Linked DNA regions of Homo sapiens: region 1 is linked to region 2. Evidence: chromatin loops called from intact Hi-C (ENCODE). Cell type or tissue: heart left ventricle. All regions are shown on one strand. Links, peaks and the distances in the headings refer to the core of each region. The heading gives the core; the rest is flanking DNA.

Region 1 (10,539 bases), core at 3,081-8,080, 55 kb after region 2:
GATGTGCACTGACTGTAAGACTTACTCTAATGCCAACACAACTGAGGCATGTGGACCTGGAATAAAATTCAATGGACTGATGGAGCAGAATAGCGAATCCAGAAATAAAGCACACTTATACCTGGATTTTCAACAAAAATACCAAAGCAATCCAATGGAGAAAAACAAAGTATCGTGCCTGTAAACCCAGCACTTTGGGAGTTCGATGCAGGAGGGCTGCTTGAGCCCAAGAGTTTGAGACCAGCCTGGGCAAGATAGTGAGACCCCATCTCTACAAAAATTATTTTTAAAAGTAGCTGGGCATGGTGGCGCATGCCTTTAGTCCCAGCTACTCAGGAGCCTAAGGTGGGAGGATCGCTTGAGCCCGGGAGGTCAAGGATGCAGTGAGCCGTGTTGCCACTGTACTTCAGCCTGGGTGACAGAGCAAGACCCTGTCTCTTTAAAAAAAAAAAAAAAAAAAAGTTATCAACAAACAGTGGTGGAACAGCTGAATTCCATATGGAAAAAATAATAATAAACTTCAACCACTATCTCACATCATACACAAAAATTAACTTGTGATAAGTCAAAAACCCAAATGTAGACAGTAAAAGCATATAGCTTCTAAAGAAGGCAAAAAGGAAGAAGGTCTTCATGGCCTGGCAGTGAACACAGATATATTCTGCCTCAGAAAGCGAGAACCATAGAAGAATCATAACTAAAAACTGCTGCTCATGGAAACTGCCATTAAGAAAATGAGGCCGGGCGCAGTGGCTCATACCTGTAATCTCATCACTTTGGGAGGCCGAGACGGGCAGATCATGAGGTCAGGAGATCGAAACCATCCTGGCCAACATGGTGAAACCCCCGTCTCTACTAAAAATACAAAAAAATTAGCTGGGCATGGTGACAGGCACCTGTAGTCCCAGCTACTCGGGAAGCTGAGGCAGGAGAATGGCATGAACCCAGGAGGCAGAGCTTGCAGTGAGCCGAGATCGCGCCACTGCACTCCAGCCTGGGCAACTGAGCAAGACTCTGTCTCAAAAAAAAAAGAAAATGAACAGGCAAGCCACAGACTGGGGGAAAGTATCACAAAATATACATCTGACAAAGGACTGGTATCCAGAGTACATAAAGGCCCCCTGCAACTCCCTAACGAAAACAAACAACTCAAAAAAAATGGGCAAAAGATATGAACAGACACTTTGCAAAAGAAATACATGAATGGTCAATAAGCAGCTGAAAAGATGCTCACCTCCTTAATCCTCAAAGAGATGCCAATAAAACCTACAGTGAGGTCCCACTGCACACCCGCCAGAAGAGCTAAAACTGAAAAAACAAGAACACCAAATGGGGGAAGGGTGAGGAGCAGTCAAGGCCTCCACGCACTGTCAGAGGAAGAGACCAGCAGAATTGGCCTGGGAAAGTTCCAGAGCCTCTGATAAAACTAAATGCACATCTACTCCAGGACATTGCCACTTCACTCCTAGGTAGAATTGCCTAAGAAAATAAAAATAGATGTTCACAAAAAATGTGTACAAGAATGTTCATAGAGTCTTTGCTCATCATAATTAAAACATGCTATCATTGTAAGTTTCCTGAGGCCGGACAGGAAACTCCTGTCGACAGGAGAACAGCTAAATGTGCTATGGCATAGTCATACACTCCCACAAAGGACTACTATTCAGCCATGAAAAGGAACAAACCTCTGGTTCGGAGAAGAATATGGACCCATCTCAAAAATGTCTGGCAAGAGACTGAAGCCATATGGAGAGAGGGCATCTGTGAATGTGGCGTCCTCCGACAGGCGAAGCTACGTGAGGGAAAACCCACAAGAGCCACCTCCCTGGGAGGGCCAGGGAAAGGTATGGGGGAGGGGTCTTGGGTGATGGTCAAGCTTTGTGTTTGTTTTGATAACAATTTTGGTTAAACAGACACGTCAAAACTCAGCAAATGTGTACTTAGGATCTGTATATTTTGCTGTGTATAATTTTTATGTCAAAAGAAAAACATTAAATACTGAGCTCTAGCTAGTGATATTCACACAGAAGCATTTGGGGGAAGTATGCTGATGTCAGCAATTTACCTGGAAATGCATCAAAATCAACAATGACTGATGGACAGAGGAAAATGTGCTAAAACAAGTAGAGTAAAACATTAATGATAGAATCTAAGTGGCAGATAAACAAGTGTTAGCTATAAAATTCTTTCAGCCTTGTAAGTCAAAATTTTTATAAAACAATCTCACATGTGTCTTTAAGAATCAAAAATAAAAGGGCTGAAGTTGATGATCTCTAGGGCCCTTCCTGTGACTCTTTCCCCTAAGCATGGCCAATTCCAGGACAGTATTAGTCCGTTCTCACACTGCCATGAAGACTTACCTGAGACTGGTAATTCATGGAGAATAGAGGTTGCACTGACTCACAGTTCCACAGTCTGTACAGGAAACATGGCTGGGAGGCCTCAGAAAACTTACAATCATGGCGGAAGGTGAAGAAGAAGAAAGCACGCCTTACCATGGTGGAGCAGGAGATAGAGTGTGAAAGGGGAAGTGCCACACACTTTTAAACAACCAGATCTCACAAGAACTCACTCACTATCACGAGAAATCGGCCCCCAGGATCCAATCACCTCCCACCAGGTCCCTCCCCCAACACTGGGGTTACAATTTGACGTGAGATTTGGGTGGGGACACAGAGCCAAACCATATCAGGGACCCAGCAGGCTTTCTTTTCCTTCTTAAACAGAACCCACTGCAAGTTGCCAAATAATTCTACTCTCAAGCCACCCAGATGCAGCCCCTGGAACCTTCTGGGCAGATTATTCAATGAAAACTCAGCCCTGGGAGCTGCCAGCAAAGCCCCTGCCAGCAGTGGGAGGAAGGTGGGCCACAACCCGGGGGCAGACTCCACTCCAGTATCGGGAGTGGACCAGCCTAGGCAAGATAGCAAGACTCCATCTCTACAAAAAAAAAAAAAACTTTTAAACAGGCAAGGCATGGTGGCTGAGCTTCAGGTTTGCAAAAGGGGAGCACCAAGAACCAGGCGCCACGGAGAGGCAGGTGGATGACGAAGCAGGGGTCAGACGAAAATAGGGCCCTGTGAATTAAAAACCTGCTCAATCTTCCGGGCTTCTCCTCTCCTTCACCCCATCAATCGCTATGGGAGGCCAGCCCTGGGCAGCACCAGAGTATCATCTCCCAGCCTCACTGAGGCCCCACCTACAGCAAAGGGACAGGGCAGGATGGCCGGGGAAGCAGGCCCCACCACCGCAGGGCAAGGCTGGAGCCAGCCGCAGAAGCACAGAGCTTCTGGAGAATGGAGCTCACCCTTCTAGTGTCCCTGGCCCACAGCAAGCATCAGCCCAGTTCATCCTCACACAGACCATTGGGATGCCCAGAGTCCACTCCTTGGCTCCGGCCCCCTCTCTGCCCCTTCCCTGCCCTGCACAATCCCACACCCCTACTGCTCCCACCAGAGCCACCGGTGCAGCTGCTTTCACCACAGTACTGGGGCGGGGGGACTCAAAAGGAGGAAAACGGAGTTCATGCCCTCACTTCCCAACAGGTACGCCTCACTCAGGGGCACGACAGCCACCCACAGCTGCAGCCCCAGACACCAGGAGCCCCACTCGCCACCCCGCCCCGCGGTCCCCTCCGTCACCGGCCCACAGGCTCCACCTCCCCCCACACTCTCCTTCCCCCGCCTCCAGCTAGCCCAGCTTGGAGCCCGCAACCGGCGCGGCTCTGCCTCCCTGCCACTCAGAAGCCCAGCTCATTTCACAGCTGCCCGGCACGCACCAGCCTTGAGCCACACAAAGGGGCATCAGGCCCCTTCCTACATCACCGCAACAAGTTCAACCATACAGGTGTGGAAACCGAGGCACAAGAGGACGAGCAGCTTCCCTAGGGCCAATGAGAGGCAGCTCCAGCACTTAAACCCAGAGCCTGTGAGGCCCGACCTCTACCCTGCACCACAGAAGGCAGGCGGACTGAGCACCTCTGCAGTGCCTGCCACCCTCCCTAAGACTACGGCCGCAGCCCCTCTGCTGGCACCCCCTCCAGCCACCATGCCATTCCCTGGGGCTGCCCACCGTCGAGAGTCTCCTCTCCTCTCCTGGAGCCCAGACCCAGCCCCTGCACACTCTCCTGGTGTCCTGGAGCCTGGACCCAGCCTCCACATACTCTTCTGGGTGTCCTGGAGCTCGGACCCAGCCCCCACATACTCTCCTCCCCTGAAGCCCAGACCCAGCCCCCGCACACTCTCCTGGGTGAGACGCCCCACACACTCTCCTGACAGAGCCCCTCCAGCCCCCGCACACTCTCCTGACAGAGCCCCTCCAGTCCCCGCACACTCTCCTGGATGAGACTCCCCGCACACTCTCCTGACAGAGCCCCTCCAGCCCCCGCACACTCTCCTGACAGAGCTGCTCCAGTGCAAGGTCTTGCTCACCTTCACCTGCCGGGGACTGGCACGGGGGCGGCATGCAGAGTGGGCACTGAATGCCGGCCGAGGTGCTCCACATGCACCCAGTGGAGAGAACCAGGGTCTTTGATAAGGCTCGGGCTTGTGCTACAAAGATCCCCATAGACAGAGCACCACACAGCCACAGGGGCAGAGGTGGAGCGCCTGGACCCTTGAACCTTCAATGCCCAGATTTATATGGCACTGAGCTAAAACCAGACACAAAAAAGGAGAGGGTTCATTTTTATTGCTGTCAAATCAAAGTTCTGCAACACTTTCTGTAGAGAGCATAATAATCTCCCAATGGTGAAATAACTTCCCCTCACACGTTAATTTTAGAATCCTGGTTTACTTCATTCAATGCAGTTCAATACTGAGCCTAATCTCAAAACAAATTTTGAGTGAGGCCAAATTGCTGACATTTAGCAAACATGCCTACAACTAAAATAACCCAAGAAATACCAGTGTCACGGCTGTCCAGCTGCCAGCTTCATGGAGCACCCCCAAATGGCACAGCTGAACCCCTCGAGGACAGGGAGCCCACACTCCCTTCTCAAACCAGGAGTCTGACGGCTGCCGAGTAACCAACGAGGCTGGAACCGAGAGCAGCGCCCATGGGCGAGAGAGGCTGCTGTCCAGTGACCAGGAGAGGTCACTAGGAGGCCACGAACCACCGCTGCCCACAACACCCAATGCCTCCCTGAGACAGGCATGCTGGCTGCACTTTCCCACCTCATCCATCTCCTCAGGGGCCCTCCTGTCCTTCCTTTGGGTCTCAGTGTCACCTCCAAGGGTCTCAATGTCACCTCCAAGGGTCCCTATGTCACCTCTAAGAGCTGCCACTTTCCACCTGACCCCATGGGGGGCTCAGGCCCCTCCCTGATGGCCACCAAAACAGGGGCCACCAAAAGATGGGCCTCAAGACAGCAGGGGCCCACTGTTTTCATGGCCATGTCCCGTTCCCTGGCCCGGGGCCGGGCATGCGCAGCCCGAGATAAACGTGTGAACAAAAATCACAGATACAGGAATGCCACCTGTAGGATGCCAGGTACCCCACCACCTTTTGACCCCATATCTCCTGTGTAAACTTAACTCAGATACCAACTAGGATATGCAGGCCGGCTTGGAGGATGATCAGAGTCCCGTCCTGAAATGCTCAGGAGCAGACACTGCAACAGAACGTGATGCACCACGGGCGGCGTGCCGGGGGGGAGCAACCCACCTGCACTCAGGGCACCACGACCCAGTCTTTGCCTTCCAGCTTCTCTCCAGGTGCAGCGGCCCTGCCTGGGGGTCCCTCTGCCCCCTCCACTCCTGGCCCCTTCATTCTGCTGAGCCTCAGCCAAAACCCCTTCCCCACAGTCCTGCCACCTTTCAGAGGTCCCTCAGAGTTTTCTGGAGCCCAGCACAAGCCCTCTCCCCATGGGTCAGAGGCACCACAGGTGCGTTCAAACCGTGGCACTCAGCCCACCACTGGGCTCACAGCAATTCAGCGGGTGTGACCAGCATTCTGGGAACAGGGCAGACACCGGCAGAGCACATCCTGGTGGCCCTCGTCAGTCTCACTCTAAAACCCGGGTTCTGGGGTGTGAGTCTGGGTGCGACCCTCGGCTCCCCATCCCAGCTGGGGACTCTCCCAGGGTCTGTGGCCGGTCAGCACAGGCAAGACGCTGGGTGCATCAGAGATCTGCTTAATTCAGAAGGTAAAATGAGGTGACAACCATTTATTTAAGAAGGTAAACATTTAATGCTTGAAAGTAACATATGCAAGTTTGTATTCCAAGATCATTTAGAACACTCTCGTTTGCATCCTGTTAGCTGGTTGGGAAAAAAGGTAATGAATGATATCATGTGCAGTTTAGGCCCCAGAGAGGGTGGATGCAGTGGGGGACGCACACTGGGGACAGGAGCAGAGGACCCCTCCCAGCTGCAAGGCCTCAGGGAGCCACCACAGCCCAGAGCCCAAGGCTAGATTCTCTCCCTCTTTCCATCCAGGGCCAGGACTGTGTGGAGAACCCACTAGAACCTGCAGCCCCACACCTGAAAGGAAAACCCGCTCGGGGTGCCACCCAGCACCTGTCCAAGCCCGCATTCTGAACCTCTCCATACTCTCCTCTCCCTGCAGACAGGAGCTGTGCTGTGAGCCTCAGGAAGCAGACAGAGAAGTGCTGTCCTGGGGGCAGGAGGGGCACACCAGCACCTCCCACCTCTGGCAAGAGGGCTGGAGAGGAGCAGAGCCACAGCCCCGGACCACGGCTCCCTCACCTGGCCTCAACCTGGAGCCTGACCTGCACAGGGAGGGCCCAGGGCTGGGCCGTGATCTCAGAGGCTCAGCACACACACTGGCAGGGAAGGGCAGAGTCTGGTCACCAAGGAGCTACAGCAGCCCAGTGGGTAGCTGCAGGTCAGGTGGCATCTGTGGTGGAGGGATGTGGGCAGGGGGCAGTGGGTGAAATCATTTCCCCAGAAAGTACTCGTGGTTCAGGAGGAGAGGGGAGCCACCAGCTCCACAGTCCACAAGAGCCGCGATGTCAGTGGCATCAAGCAGGTCCTTTGGCAGGGAGTGTGAGAAGCAAACAATCATAAAGAAAGAAAACAGCCACAGAGCAGGCGGTGTCACTAGGGGACCACACACTCCCCACTGCCAGGGCCCTGGGCCGCACACACCACGCGGGAGCCCACGGCCAGAGGGACACAGGGAACCGGGGAAAGGCTGTCCTGAGGGCCAGGCGCTGAGGCGTCAGGAGTTCCTTGTCTAAGCTGGTGCAGGATTCCTCCTCGCCAAGATAAACACTGTTTACGGATTTCAAATAAACGCACTTCCACAGAGAAGCCAAGAAATAACTGGCTCCGCTGCTTGTGGTTGGGTTAGGGAAGTAGGATAGTGCTCATTGCTTTCCCCTTTTCACCAGTTTCCAAATGATTGTGAATGTGGTTAGATCGGTTTGGTTACTAATTTTATGATGTTTAACCAGACTGACAGTGACGTGCAGGCCCCTGTGGTGCCTGGTGCCTCAGCCTGTACTCCCCTCCCATCCTGACCCTGTGAGCTGCGGGGGGCTGGGAGCAGGCTAGCCACATGTCAGTTCTGCACAAGCCTTTCTGGGAGCTACACATCAGGTAAGAGGACCAATCCCTCCCTCAGGCAGAAACCAGGTGTCGTCCAAATGCCAAAAGCAGGCAGACATCAGGCGGCCGCCCTTCAGCACACAGGTCAGGGTTGCGATGTGTCCAGGCCGGTGCAAACGCCAGCCTGCGGAGGAAGAATGCAGCATTCAACAGAGTCCCAGCGGCTGGACAGGGAGCCTGAAGGCTGGGTCACCTGTCACCTGTCACCCTGTGGACCTGGCATCATGTGTTTTCCACGGACACCCCGAATCCGGAGCCCCCGGGAGGACTCCGCAGACCATATGCTGAGGTGTGCTTTGCGTTTCTATCGTCAGGTGGGCTGCAGGCTTCCAGGCTAGACAGCTCCTTACCACCAGAAGTCCGTGCCTACCAGCTGCCTCACGCCCCAAGGCCCAGCAACAAGGACAAGCACCTCCCCAGAGCTTCCGGAAGGCTCTCACAGAAACCACATTCCAGGCCTTTTAAAACGAAAAACACCCCCCAGCTACTCCAGAGGCTGAGGCAGGAAAATGGCTTGAACCCAGGAGGCAGAGGTTGCAGTGAGCCAAGATCCCACGACTGCACTCCAGCCTGGGCAACAGAGCGAGACTCTGTCTCAAAAAAAAAAAATACTGAGACCCCATCTCTACAAAAAATAAAATAAAATAAAATAAAATAAAATAAAATAAAATAAAATACAAAATTAAAAAAAAAAGAAAAAAAAGAGAAAAACACCCTCCCTAAGACCTCTGTTCACCCCTCCCTGTGTGAGGCCCAGGAGGCATCAGTAAACAGAAACAAGGCCGGCCCTCACACAGCAGGTACACCCCAACATCTCAACAAAACCTCACACAGGACACACACCCAACATCGCAACAAAACCTCACACGGCACACACACCCCAACATCTCAACAAAACCTCACACAGGACACACACCCCAACATCTCAACAAAACCTCACACGGCACGCACATCCCAACATCTCAACAAAACCTCCCACGGCACGTACAACCCAAAATCTCAACAAAACCTCCCACGGCACGCACACCCCAACATCTCAACAAAACCTCCCACGGCACGCACACCCCAACATCTCAACAAAACCTCCCACGGCACGCACACCCCAACATCTCAACAAAACCTCCCACGGCACGCACACCCCAACATCTCAACAAAACCTCCCACGGCACGCACACCCCAACATCTCAACAAAACCTCCCACGGCACGCACACCCCAACATCTCAACAAAACCTCCCACGGCACGCACACCCCAACATCTCAACAAAACCTCCCACGGCACGTACACCCCAACATCTCAACAAAACCTCCCACGGCACGTACACCCCAACATCTCAACAAAACCTCACACGGCACACACACCTCAACATCAACAAAACCTCACACAGCACACACACCTCAACATCAACAAAACCTCACACGGCACACACACCCCAACATCTCAACAAAACCTCACACAGCACACACACCCCAACATCTCAACAAAACCTCACACGGCACACACACCTCAACATCAACAAAACCTCACACGGCACACACACCCCAACATCTCAACAAAACCTCACACGGCACGCACACCCCAACATCTCAACAAAACCTCACACGGCACGTACACCCCAACATCTCAACAAAACCTCACACGGCACGCACACCCCAACATCTCAACAAAACCTCACACGGCACGCACACCCCAACATCTCAACAAAACCTCACACGGCACACACACCCCAACATCTCAACAAAACCTCCCACAGCACACACAACCCAACATCAACAAAACCTCACACAGCACACACACCCCAACATCTCAACAAAACCTCACACGGCACGTACACCCCAACATCTCAACAAAACCTCACACGGCACGTACACCCCAACATCTCAACAAAACCTCACACGGCACGCACACCCCAACATCTCAACAAAACCTCACACGGCACACACACCTCAACATCAACAAAACCTCACACAGCACACACACCCCAACATCTCAACAAAACCTCACACAGCACACACACCCCAACATCAACAAAACCTCACACAGCACACACACCTCAACATCAACAAAACCTCACACAGCACACACACCCCAACATCTCAATAAAACCTCACACGGCACGTACACCCCAACATCGCAACAAAACCTCACACGGCACACACACCCCAACATCTCAACAAAACCTCACACGGCACACACACCTCAACATCAACAAAACCTCACACAGCACACACACCCCAACATCTCAACAAAACCTCACACGGCACGTACACCCCAACATCGCAACAAAACCTCACACGGCACGCACACCCCAACATCTCAACAAAACCTCACACGGCACGTACACCCCAACATCTCAACAAAACCTCAGTATCTACAAAAAGTAGCTGTGTATGAAATAAACCGAGCTGATGTTTCTTTAAACAAGTTCTTTCAATGGGATTCCAGAGGCCCAGGTCTTGCATTTCAGCAATCAGCAGAGCAAGGGAAACACTCCAAGGCACGCTGCAGACAGACGCCCAGCAGAGGCAGGGCCAGAAGCAACACCAGGTTAAGTGGCACAAACTTTCCCTCAGCAACAGTGTCCTCTGAATCCTGTCCTGTTATAAACGCTACCGAGTAAAGCCAGAACAAGCACACTAGCCCATTACCAGGACTAGAGCATGAGAACCAGCAGTACCAAAAACACTTCCCAAGGGCTAGACACATGAAAAAGAGCAAACGGCACATCCCCACCAAGAGCCCTGGGTCACGCTGCTTCACAGGGAAAGCAGCCCTGGGCAGCCTCAGCATCCCTCCCAGGGAAAGCAGCCCCGGGCGGGCGTGCTCAGCATCCCCCTCCCCCAGGACAGCACCAGCACAGCCCTACGAAAGGCCCCACCCCCAGAAACCACGACTCCTCCCAGGCAAGCTGTGCAGCTCAGGCACCTCCCTGCAAAACAGAAGCTCAGGGAAGGCCTCTGGTCCAGGTG
Region 2 (10,539 bases), core at 3,388-8,387:
CTTGAAAGAGAAAGAGCGCCAGCAAATCAGAGAACGAACAACTCCCAGACCCCAATCACTGCCCAACTTCCAAAGCCAGCGAATGCACTTGGACTTTGCAATACCAACACAAGAGGGTGCTATTAAATTAGGAATCTTGCAAACCCCATACTCCCACTAAAGATGAGCAAAAGGAAGTCCCTACAAAACGGCTGTAAAAAAAAGACAAAAAATTGTACACACACAAACTGAGGAAAACGTGCCCGACCTGAGGAAAACGACCGTGAGGCAGAACAGGACGGGAGCCCACATTGCAGATAAAATCAAATCTACTCAAGCAGTCGAGAATATGAAAAACCACCTCACATCAGAGATGCGAAACTAAAACACAGAATGGACCACTGGGAGAAAGAGACGGAGAGCGCCCATCAACCTCGGGGGCGGCAAAGGCAAAGCACAGAACAGTCATGACAGAGGAGGACAGCCACAGCAGGCGCCAGGAGAGTCACTGGAAGGAAACCCCAACATGGGCATCAAAACCAGAAAAATCCACTGAGAAAGCAAAATCGCACAGAGAAAACAGCGTGAGAGAAAGAAGTGACCGTGGGAGACAGGCAGAGAAGGAGGAACATTTGGAGGATCAGGGACCCAAAGGACACCCGAAACACCTAACATTTAAAACTATAACCCAGGAAAACTTCAAAACAGAAAAAGACCCGCACTTACACACTCACCTGAAACACCTAACATTTAAAACTATAACCCAGGAAAACTTCAAAACAGAAAAAGACCCGCACTTATACACTGAAAGGCTCACTGAATACTTCAGAAAATTAACCCAAAGTAATCAACTCCAAGATTTCAAAGATAAAGATAAGATCCTCATGGCCTCCAGGTAAAAAAGATCAATTAAACAACAGGTGGCTCACGCCTGTAATCCCACCACTTTGGGAGGCCGAGGCAGCGGGCGGATCAACCACAAGGTCAGGAGATCAAGACCATCCTGGCCAACATGGTCAAACCCCGTCTCTACTAAAAATGCAAAAATTAGCTGGGCCTGGTGGCGCACGCTTGTAGTCCTACCTACTTGGGAGGCTGAGGCAGGAGAATCGCTTGAACCCGGGAGGCGGAAGTTTCAGTGAGCTGAGATTGTGCCACTGCACTCCAGCCTGGCGACAGAGCGAGGCTCCATCTCAAAGAGAAAAAAATAAAAATAAAAATAAAATGTAAAGAATCGGACCAGCACCAGTCTCTTCAAACCCAACATACGCACTAAGACGACAACAGAATGACCTTTCCTAAACATCTCAGTGAAATGAGGCCTGAACCAAGGGCGATTTATCCAGCAAAGCATCCTTCAAATTCCAAAACTATACAAAACAGTTTTCAACGTACAAAAATTTGGGAAATTTTGCCCCCATCAGCCCTTTCTGAGGAATCCAGGAAGGCAGGGCTGGTTCTCTTCCATAAATAACCAAATGGACATGGGAGCTCTGTGGTCCCTGCTCAGCAGCGCAAGGGCAGCCCCAAGGGACAGGAGCGACTGGGGGTGGCTGTGCGTCCACAACCTCGATTTCCAAAGGCGTGCAGCAGGCTGGCTTGGGCTGCAAACCAGGGTGGAGGGAGTGCAGTTTGCTGATGCTGAGTTCATTTTTTAAATTTGTATACATGTAAGGGGTACAGTGCAGTTTTGTGACGTGGCTGTTTTGCACAGGGCTAAAGCCAGGGCTTTCAGTGTAACCACCACTCGAATCGTGTGCACACTGTACCCTTAGGTGACTCTCATCCCTCACTCCCATTTAGAAGGGAGAACATGTGGACTGACTTTCTGAGCTGTTTCACGGAAGAAGTAAAGCAAGTTCTATCCACGTTGCTGCAAAAGACGATTTCATTCTTTTTATGGCCGAATATTACATTGCATATATGTGTGTGGTATAGAAAATACACACACACACACACACACACACATTTTGTTTATCCAATAAAGCATTTTTTTGAAATAATATTTCCAACTGGGATTTTCAACGTACACAGATGGAATACATGCCATATAGAAACCTATGTGATTTCAAGATTTCAACATTGCACATGAAGTAGTACAATATTAACTAGCAACCACTTGAATATGCCTTTTTTTTTTTTTTTTTTGTCTTTGAGATAGGATTTCGCTCTGTCACCCAGGCTGAAGTGCTGTGGTGTGATCACAGCTCACTGCAGTCTCCACCTCCCAGGCTTCAGTTATCCTTCTGGCTTAGCCTCCAGCCTCCTGATGCTGGGACAACAGGTGTGCACCACCAAACCCAGCTAATTTTTTTTTTTTTTAAATCTTCGAGAGACAGGGATCTTGCTATGTTGCTCAGGCTGGTCTCAAACTCCTGGCCTCAAGCAACCCTCCCACCTCACCCTCCCAAGTAGCTTTAAAAATATCTTTAAAAAGGGCCGGGCGCAATGGCTCATGCGTGTAATCCCAGCACTTTGGGAGGCTGAGGAGGGCGGGTCACGAGGTCAGGAGATCGAGACCATCCTGGCTAACACAGTGAAACCCCATCTCTACTAAAAATACAAAAAATTAGCCGGGCATGGTGGCGGGCACCTGTAGTCCCAGCTACTCAGGAGGCTGAGGCAGGAGAATGGCATGAACCCGGGAGGCGGAGTTTGCAGTGAGCCAAGATCGCGCCACTGCACTCCAGCCTGGGCAACAGAGCGAGACTCCGTCTCAAAAAAAAAAAAAAAAAAAAAAAAAAATCTTTAAAAAGGCAAACAGCCAATAAAGAAATAAAAATGGAATGCCAAAAAAAATTAAATAATTCAAAAGACAGCAGGAATGAGGGGAAAAGGGTACAAAAACCAGTGTACAAACAGAAAAATAAAAAATGGCAGACCCCAATTCAACCACATCAACAGTTATAACAGGGTTAGTGGTCTAGACTGGCACTGTGTTATCTAGCTGTCACAAGTCAAATGTGGCTATTTAAAAGAAAACGAAATAAATGTTTAAAAACTGAGTTCTTTGACAGCACGAATCACATTTCAAATATGCGCCATCAAAAGCCACAGGTGGCCAGTGGCTGCCATTGTGAATGCCACAGACTGGAACTCTCATCAGGAAGTTCCGTCAGCTGAGGCTGTTCTGGACTTTCCAATTGCAAGGCTGGGAGCTACAGGGTGGATAAAAAACAAGACTGAAGGACACACTGCCTGTAAGAGACACACTTTCAGGATAAAGACACAAACAGACAGAGAGCAAACAGGAAAGCACACACCACACCAGCCATGAGCCTGGGAGGGCTGCGGTGAGCCAGGCAGGGCTGCCGGCCGAGAGCCTGGGAGGGCCACCGTGAGCCGCAGTGGCGGCAACATTCATTGGACCAAGGCTCCAGGAGACGAAGAAGAACATTCGTGATGACCGAGACAACTCTCAGGAAGACAGCACAACCACAAATGTGTATATGGCTAATAACAAAAAACACACTGGGCAGAGGTTGACAGAACAAAGGAGAAACAGACAATCCCACAACCACTGTAGGAGACTTTAGCGCCCTCCCTTGGCACTCAATGGATCTAGACCAACACACACAAGCAGTCAAGATGCAGGACACAGTCAAGCTCCGTGGTCCACTTGGCACGACAGAAAACCACATCTGACACCTGCAGAACACAGAATGCATACTCCTCTCCGTGGCACACTCACCAAGGGAGATGACACGCCTCTCCGGGGCACACCCAAGGGAGATGACATGCCTCTCTGGGGCACACCCACCAAGGGAGATGATACGCCTCTCCGGGGCACACCCACCAAGGGAGATGATACGCCTCTCCGGGGCACACCCACCAAGGGAGATGATACGCCTCTCCGGGGCACACCTGCCAAGGGAGATGACACGCCTCTCCGGGGCACACCCGCCAAGGGAGATGGCACTCCTAACTTCACGAAAGCTACAAAACAATTTCCATCAAAACATCAATTAATTGTAACACATGAACTGTAAAAAACAATTATGAGACAACTGAGAACATCTAAATCCTAACTGGATATTGAATAGGTTGGAATTACTGATCATCTTTTTAGATATAAAGCTACTGTGTAGGGTCTGTATTCTTTGAAATACCTACTGAAATAGTCACGAATGAAGTGATGCACTGTCTGGTTTTTGCTTCAAATGCTCAGGGGTGGGAAGAGCAGGTGGAGGGGTCTGAAGCAGAACTGGCCACGAGCTTCACAGCTGAGCGTGGGTGCTGGGCACGGAAAGGATTCTCTCCATGTTTATATGGGCTTGAAATCGTCACAATAAGTTTGCTGAACGTGCTCACTGTTTAACTAACTCTGTAGGAACAAAACCAGAAACCCAAAAAACACATTCCCTCCAGCCAGCAACACCCAAGGCAGGAGCCCTGGAGCTGCGCAAAGCCACCCCCAGGGCCTTCGAGTGAGTGCCTCTGAACAATGGAAAAATCATGACCTTCTCTGAGGTCTGTGATCTTTCCTGGTCTCATAATGGCAAGGCCAGGGAGAAAAGAGGGAATCTCTGTTTCTTACCAACGTCCTGCTTGGGGATTCAGCTTGAAAACACTTCTGTTTGCCAGCTCTGGAGGAGGTGCGGTGCCCAGGCTCAGACAGTACGAACCCACTCCACGCTTGGGCACCTGCAGTGGCCTCACCAGAGCCGACAGACACGCACATCAGAGACTTCGTTTTAAAACAGATTTAGTCACTGCACAAGGCGAGAAACTCAAAATAGCTCATTTGAAGAGGATGGGTTTTCGTGACCTACTATTGGACATTTTTGGCTAACAGAAAAAAAAATATTTCCTCTGCAAGTGAGTGAAGCTGCAGAATGTACCGGGTAAATGTAAATGCTTCACTGATGAGCAATGACTCCCAACAGCCAGGATTCAAGCACCTCGCCCACTAAAGGGAGCCAGGCAGGGGCTGAGGTCCGGGAGCTCACTACTGAAGCTGATGGGTGGCTAGCACCACCACAAAAGGCAGCCAGGGACAGGGCACCTTTGTTGCAATGTCTTTACCTGACCAAGTAAGCCAGCACCCAGGAGCCCCTGCCCTGGGGACAGAGGCCTCCTCCATGGGGAAGGGAGACAGAACCAGCCCCCCAACTCCCCAGGCAGTGGTGTGCTCGAAAGCTCTCAATACTAGCTCTCCAGGCGAGGCCCTGGGACTGCCCTTCCGAGGTGTGAATGCCCCGCCATGGCCAACGCTAAGCCACCGATGTGGCATCACTGAACCTGGGGTAGGAGAGGTGCTCGGCAAGGCACCATCATTCACACATCAAATACTGTGTGAGTATTTCCCTCACCCAGACACAGAGCTAAATAGTCAAGATCATACGTAACAGTACAATAATTAGGAAGGGATGAGTGTGGGGCATTTATTGCCTTTGGTTTTAATATATTTACTTTATTACAGGTTTATATAATTTGATTTTTAATAATGGCTGCATTTCACACCTGGCTCCCAAGTTCCTGATCAATTCAGTCAGTGCCCATGACAATCTGGGCGGGGTGCAGTGGTGGTGGGTGGAAGTGTGGGCTTTCCAGGAAGCACACCGGGCACGGGCTCCTGCTGGACCCCTTCCTGGCGGGAATTCTGGGGCCTGGTTCCTGCCTCTCAGAGGATCCACTTCGGCACATGCCTTCCTGAGACGGTCGCTGTGAGGTGTCAACAATGCTGGCATCCAGGCTCAGCACAGGCTGGACAGAGTGAGGTGACACCAGCCAGACACAGCTACTCACACCACAGGCGTTGGCCCGTGCCAGAGAGATACAGCCACAGGGGACACAGGCGCCCTGGCATCCGGGAGGACAGGGACACACACAGAGCTCTAGGCAGCTGCAGAAAGCCAAGCAGCTCCCCAGGGCTGGCCTGGGAGCCTCTGCAGCCTGCACGATCCTGGACAAAGATCCCTTCAACAAAACATATTGCTGGACCGCAGAGGATGGACAGGAAAGGCCACGCCACAGTGTCGGACAGCACGCTTGGGTCAGGCCTGGCTGGAAACACACTGCTGCAAAGCACAGATGTGACCGAGTGTCCCCAGGTTACCAGGCAGGGCTGTGAAGAGACACAACCCCCATGGGGGTGCACATCTCCACCCACGAGTCTGAGCTTCTGCTCAGCACTTCACGCCCTGAGTGACAATGACACTGGCATGCGTGACCTTGGAACTATCGGGGAAGTCACGGCCCAAAGCTGTGCATTTTCTTCACCAAAATTCTACAGTGAAAAAGCAGGTGCTCCTACCTTAAAGGAAAAAAGGGCAGTCAATAAAACCACATGGGTTGTTTTATTATAGTGTCCTTGAACTGGATGCTTCATAGGAAGGCCCAGGAAAAATATCTTGGAAAGGCATGGCAAGAAAAAGCACGTTCACCAGCCAAACAAGCAGCACCCTGCTTCTGCCGCGGAGCGGGGCCCAGCACGAAGGGCCCCTGGTTCCCAGGAAACAGGCAGCACAGGCCTGCCCAGGCCACGTCCATCGGCACGGCCAAGACTCGGTGTTAAAAATAGCAACAGCCAGGCCCTGTCAGGCGTTCTCCAAAGAGGAGTATCGGAGTGACCTAAAAAGGAATTACATCCTGCACAGCACCCCAGTGGAAGCCCCATGCCAAGATAAGGCGCGCAGAGGGACACGGGAATTTCTTGATAGAAAAAGGCCACAGTTACTTGCCAACGACGCCTGGAAAACACCCTGTTTAAAATCCCCGCTGCCCACCCTTGCCCTGGGTGGGGGCTCTCCTCTCCAGGTCCCTTCGGGGCTGGGCTGGGCTGCAACGGGTGCTGGGACCCCAGAAAGAGGCCTGTTTGTGACCAACCAGACCCAGGTTCCCACAGGCCCCTGGTCAGACAGCCTCCTCAAGGCGCAGCCGATGGGACCGGCCAGGGCACACGGAGCAGCTGTGTGGGCAGGGGCCTGTTCTTCTCTCCGCCCTGCACACAGGACACCATGAGTTTCCATGACCTCACCGCAGGCAGCCTGGCCAGCCTGTGTGATCTGGAGCTGCCTTTCCTTGGCCCTGCGTGGGGCTGGGCCACCATGGGGAGGGGTGTGGGACCCAGCAGGCCCCACCCAAGCACAGCCTAGAGGTTTTTTGGGGAGACTGTGGGTTCTACCACACTGACCACATGCAGCAGCCTTCCCCCCAGAGATAGGGCAAGTGACTTAAGCAAATCTGCAGATGGAGCCAGAAGCTGCTGCCGGAGACGCCACGGGCAGAGGTGGAAACGCAGGGCTCTAACCCGAACAAAGTCCGGGCTTGGGCCATCGAAGCTCCCACAAATCAGCTCTAGTTTAAGAAGCACGTCCCCCGCCGCCCCCGCCGCCTCCCGGCCCCCACCACCGCACAGGGCAGGGCAAGGTTAAGTCCAGGGTCATGGCAGGTGCGACCGAGGCCCCACCCGCCCCCCACCCTCATGGACACTTTCACTTCACTGATGCCTTCCCCTCATGGATGTCTTCCCCTCATGGATGTCTTCCCCTCATGGATGTCTTCCCCTCATGGATGTCTTCCCCTCATGGACGTCTTCCCCTCATGGACGTCTTCCTCTCATGGATGTCTTCCCCTCATGGACATCTTTCCCTCATGAAAGCCTTTCCCTCATGGATGCCTTTTCCTCAAGGATGGCCTCTCTTCATGTATGCCTTTCCCTAGAGCTTGCCTTCCCCTCAAGGACACCCTCCCCTCATGGGCACCTTTCCCTTATGGACACCATCTCCTCATAGACATCTTTTCCTCAAGGACACCTCCCCTCAAGGACGTCTTTCCCTCATGGAGGCCTTTCCCTAGAGGACACCCTCCCCTCACAGACACATATCCCTGGAGGATGCCTTCCCCTCAAGGATGCCTTCCCCTCATGGACGCCTTCCCCTCATGGACGTCTTCCCCTCATGGACAGCTTTCCCTCATGGACGCCTTCCCCTCATGGACACCTTACCCTCATGGACGCCTTTTCTTCATGGATGGCTTTCCCTCATAGACGCCTTTTCCTGGAGGACATCATCCCCTCATAGATGCCTTTCTGAAGGATGTCTTTCCCTAGAGGGTACCCTATCCTCGAGGACGCCCTCCTCCATGAACACCTTTCCCTCATGGATGCCACCTTCCCCTGGAGGATGCTTTTCCCTCGAGGATGACGTTCCCTCAAGAACGCTTTGCCCTCAAGAACACTCTCCCCTCAAGGACGCCCACCCTTCTTGGATGCCTTCCCCTTATGGACACTTTCCCCTTATGATTGTCTTTCCCTGGAGGGCAGCTTCCCCTGGAGGACACCCTGCCCTTGTGGACACCCCTCCCTCATGGATACCCTCCACTCATGGACCCTCCCTCATGGATGCCTTCCCTGGAGGACAGCTTCCCCGGAGGCCACCTGGCCATCGTGGATGCCATTCCCTTGTGGATACCCACCCCTCATGGATGCTCACGTGTGGAATGCATGTGGAGAACTGCCGCAGCACAGGGCTGTCCGCACAATGCAGAGGGAAGGGCCAAACCACGCAGCAGCAAGTGAACACTCATTCCACAGCCACTAGCACCAACCCTGGAGCCACACTGGAGACTTCCAGAAAAAGAGGGGACACAGAAGAACCTTCTGTTCAGGTCTCCCGTCGCCCCACAGCCAATCTTCCGCTATGCATGCAAATGTAACACAACTCCCTTCAAAGATGTACGATGAGATTTTTATCTTCAGCCACTTTCCTGAGTCACTGAAAGTTCATGAAGACACTGAACAGCTGCAGGGCCCTGGCTCGAGAGGATGGGGCCATTCGTCACCTGAAGTTGAGCAGGCGGGCAGCGCACTGCCCTACAACAGAGCTGGGGTTCCCTCACGTGGAGTCTGTGTTTCTGGAGCTCTTAGGAGGGGAGGGCTGGGGTCAGAGGGCAAGAGCAAGTTTGAGGCCACTGCTGTATAACACCAGGTAGCTTAAAGAGGAACCACCCATCTGCAGTGCTGGGGACACACGTCAGGCAGCCAAATGGACCCACCCTCGGCACCCAGAGGCCAAGAATGGGAATGCCAGGTGCTGCTTCAGCTGTAAGCAAGGAAGGGGCACTACCTGGCAGCCACCTCCCCTCGCTCCTGCCATCTGTGCGGCCACGGCTCAGGGTCAAACACACCCGGTTCTGAAGGCCACACAAAAACAGATAACATGTCTCATTAATAACTGTATACTGATTATATGTTGAAATGATAACATTCTAGATACACTGGGTGAAATAAAATATATTATTAAAATAATTTCACCTATTTCTTTTTGCTTTTTAAAATGTGACTCTTCAAACTTTGAAATGACATATGCACTTTACACACCATTTCTATTGGATGGGGCTGGGCTAGATTCTAAGAGAAGCTTTTGACCATCTTTCTATTGGAATTTTACATGTTCTCTTTCATTTATAAGAGTTCTTTATAAAAATTGTTAAACCAGCCTATTGTTGTTTTTAAAAATATATTCCCAGTCTGCCTTTTAATCACATTTAAACTCTAAGAGCCTAAGAAAAGTCCTGCCAGTTTTATTTACTCGAATCCATCAGTCTTTGCCTCTACAAATTCCTTCAACTATGTGGAGTTTAGAAAAGCCTTCCCCATCCGGAAAGGAAATAAACAGCCATGTTTCCTTCTACGTGTCCCCCACGCCACGCCCCCCCCCCCCCCCGCCACCAGAGCACATCTGGAGGGAGAGGGGGCGGCCACCATAGGGCACAGGGCTCCAGGCCCTCACAGCAGTTAGTGCTTCCTGAATGGTGCTGCCGGCCCGGTGGAATTCACTCTGTCACTCCTCACAGTCATTGCCAGCCATGGGTGCATGCTCACGAGGAAGCGGGGCACGGTGAGGTTACACAGCCCAGAAAGGGGAGCCTCCCATCAGTCTCCTCCCAGGGTCCACGATGGGCTCTCAGCCATGCCGGCCCTTACTGAGCTGGTAGGAATGGGCCTGAGCTGCGTCAGGCAGACAAGGATCACACTGTCTTCCAAAGGAGACCAGACCACTGGCAGGAGGTCTGCTTTTAGAATCTGGTTTGCGGTTAATTTCCACACTTGAGCCTAATCTAATGGTTGCTCTTCACCAAGAGTAGATCCGCAGCTGCTGATCAGAGCGCTGTGCTGTAAACACCCTCCTGGGCAATGGCAACCAGTGAAGACATCAACATCAACAACAAAGTCACCGAGTCAGATTCGCGTCCCTTATCTCCAGTTTCTCTCCACACCCGACGCCGCCACTCCAGCCTGGGCACCTCCCCCACACGGCTCTCTCCACGGCCTCACCCCTCCCGGTTTCCAATACTCCAACCAAAGGTCCTCACAAATCTGTCCGTGGCTGCCGTTACCCTGAGGATGAAGAAAGTCTGAAGCTTTTCACGGGGAAGAGGAGGCCCTGTGGCATCTACCCGTCTGCATCCCCTGTCTCGCCTCTCACTATAATCCCAGCCATCTCACACCCCCAGCCCCGGACCACACTGTGCTCGCTGCTTTCACCACGATTCCTGGAAGGTGTCTTTTTCGGCTCTCACTCCCTCGTTCATTTCACTTGTCATCCGCTGCACGTT

What was found. Hi-C counts contacts between places; a loop is a spot of excess contacts. Peaks named below come from ENCODE experiments on the same cell type or tissue, not always from the same donor. Only the 100,000 strongest peaks of a DNase experiment are listed, where the experiment ranks them.
Region 1: a loop joins it to region 2, with 2.5 times the contacts of the local background. A loop is called at or near these places in 35 of 110 quality-filtered maps.

The regions. Positions count from the first base shown.
Region 1 is chr10:132,572,338-132,582,876 of GRCh38, reverse strand. All of the region lies in intron 1 of INPP5A (inositol polyphosphate-5-phosphatase A), which reads right to left. Among named protein-coding and RNA genes, the nearest start is that of INPP5A, 40 kb to the right of the region's middle. RefSeq lists enhancers at 6,700-6,759, 6,384-7,152, 7,153-7,922, 7,923-8,692, 8,693-9,462 and 4 more. In heart left ventricle, for the core only: a CTCF peak has its summit at 5,073 (motif pointing right); a DNase peak (open chromatin) is centred at 5,074; H3K27ac peaks cover 667 bases.
Region 2 is chr10:132,627,572-132,638,110 of GRCh38, reverse strand. The region is part of intron 2 of INPP5A (inositol polyphosphate-5-phosphatase A); the gene reads right to left. Among named protein-coding and RNA genes, the nearest start is that of INPP5A, 95 kb to the right of the region's middle. RefSeq lists enhancers at 3,289-3,798, 4,803-9,586. In heart left ventricle, for the core only: no CTCF peak of the experiment used is centred there; DNase peaks (open chromatin) are centred at 5,750, 6,490, 6,940, 7,240 and 1 weaker place; H3K27ac peaks cover 4,456 bases.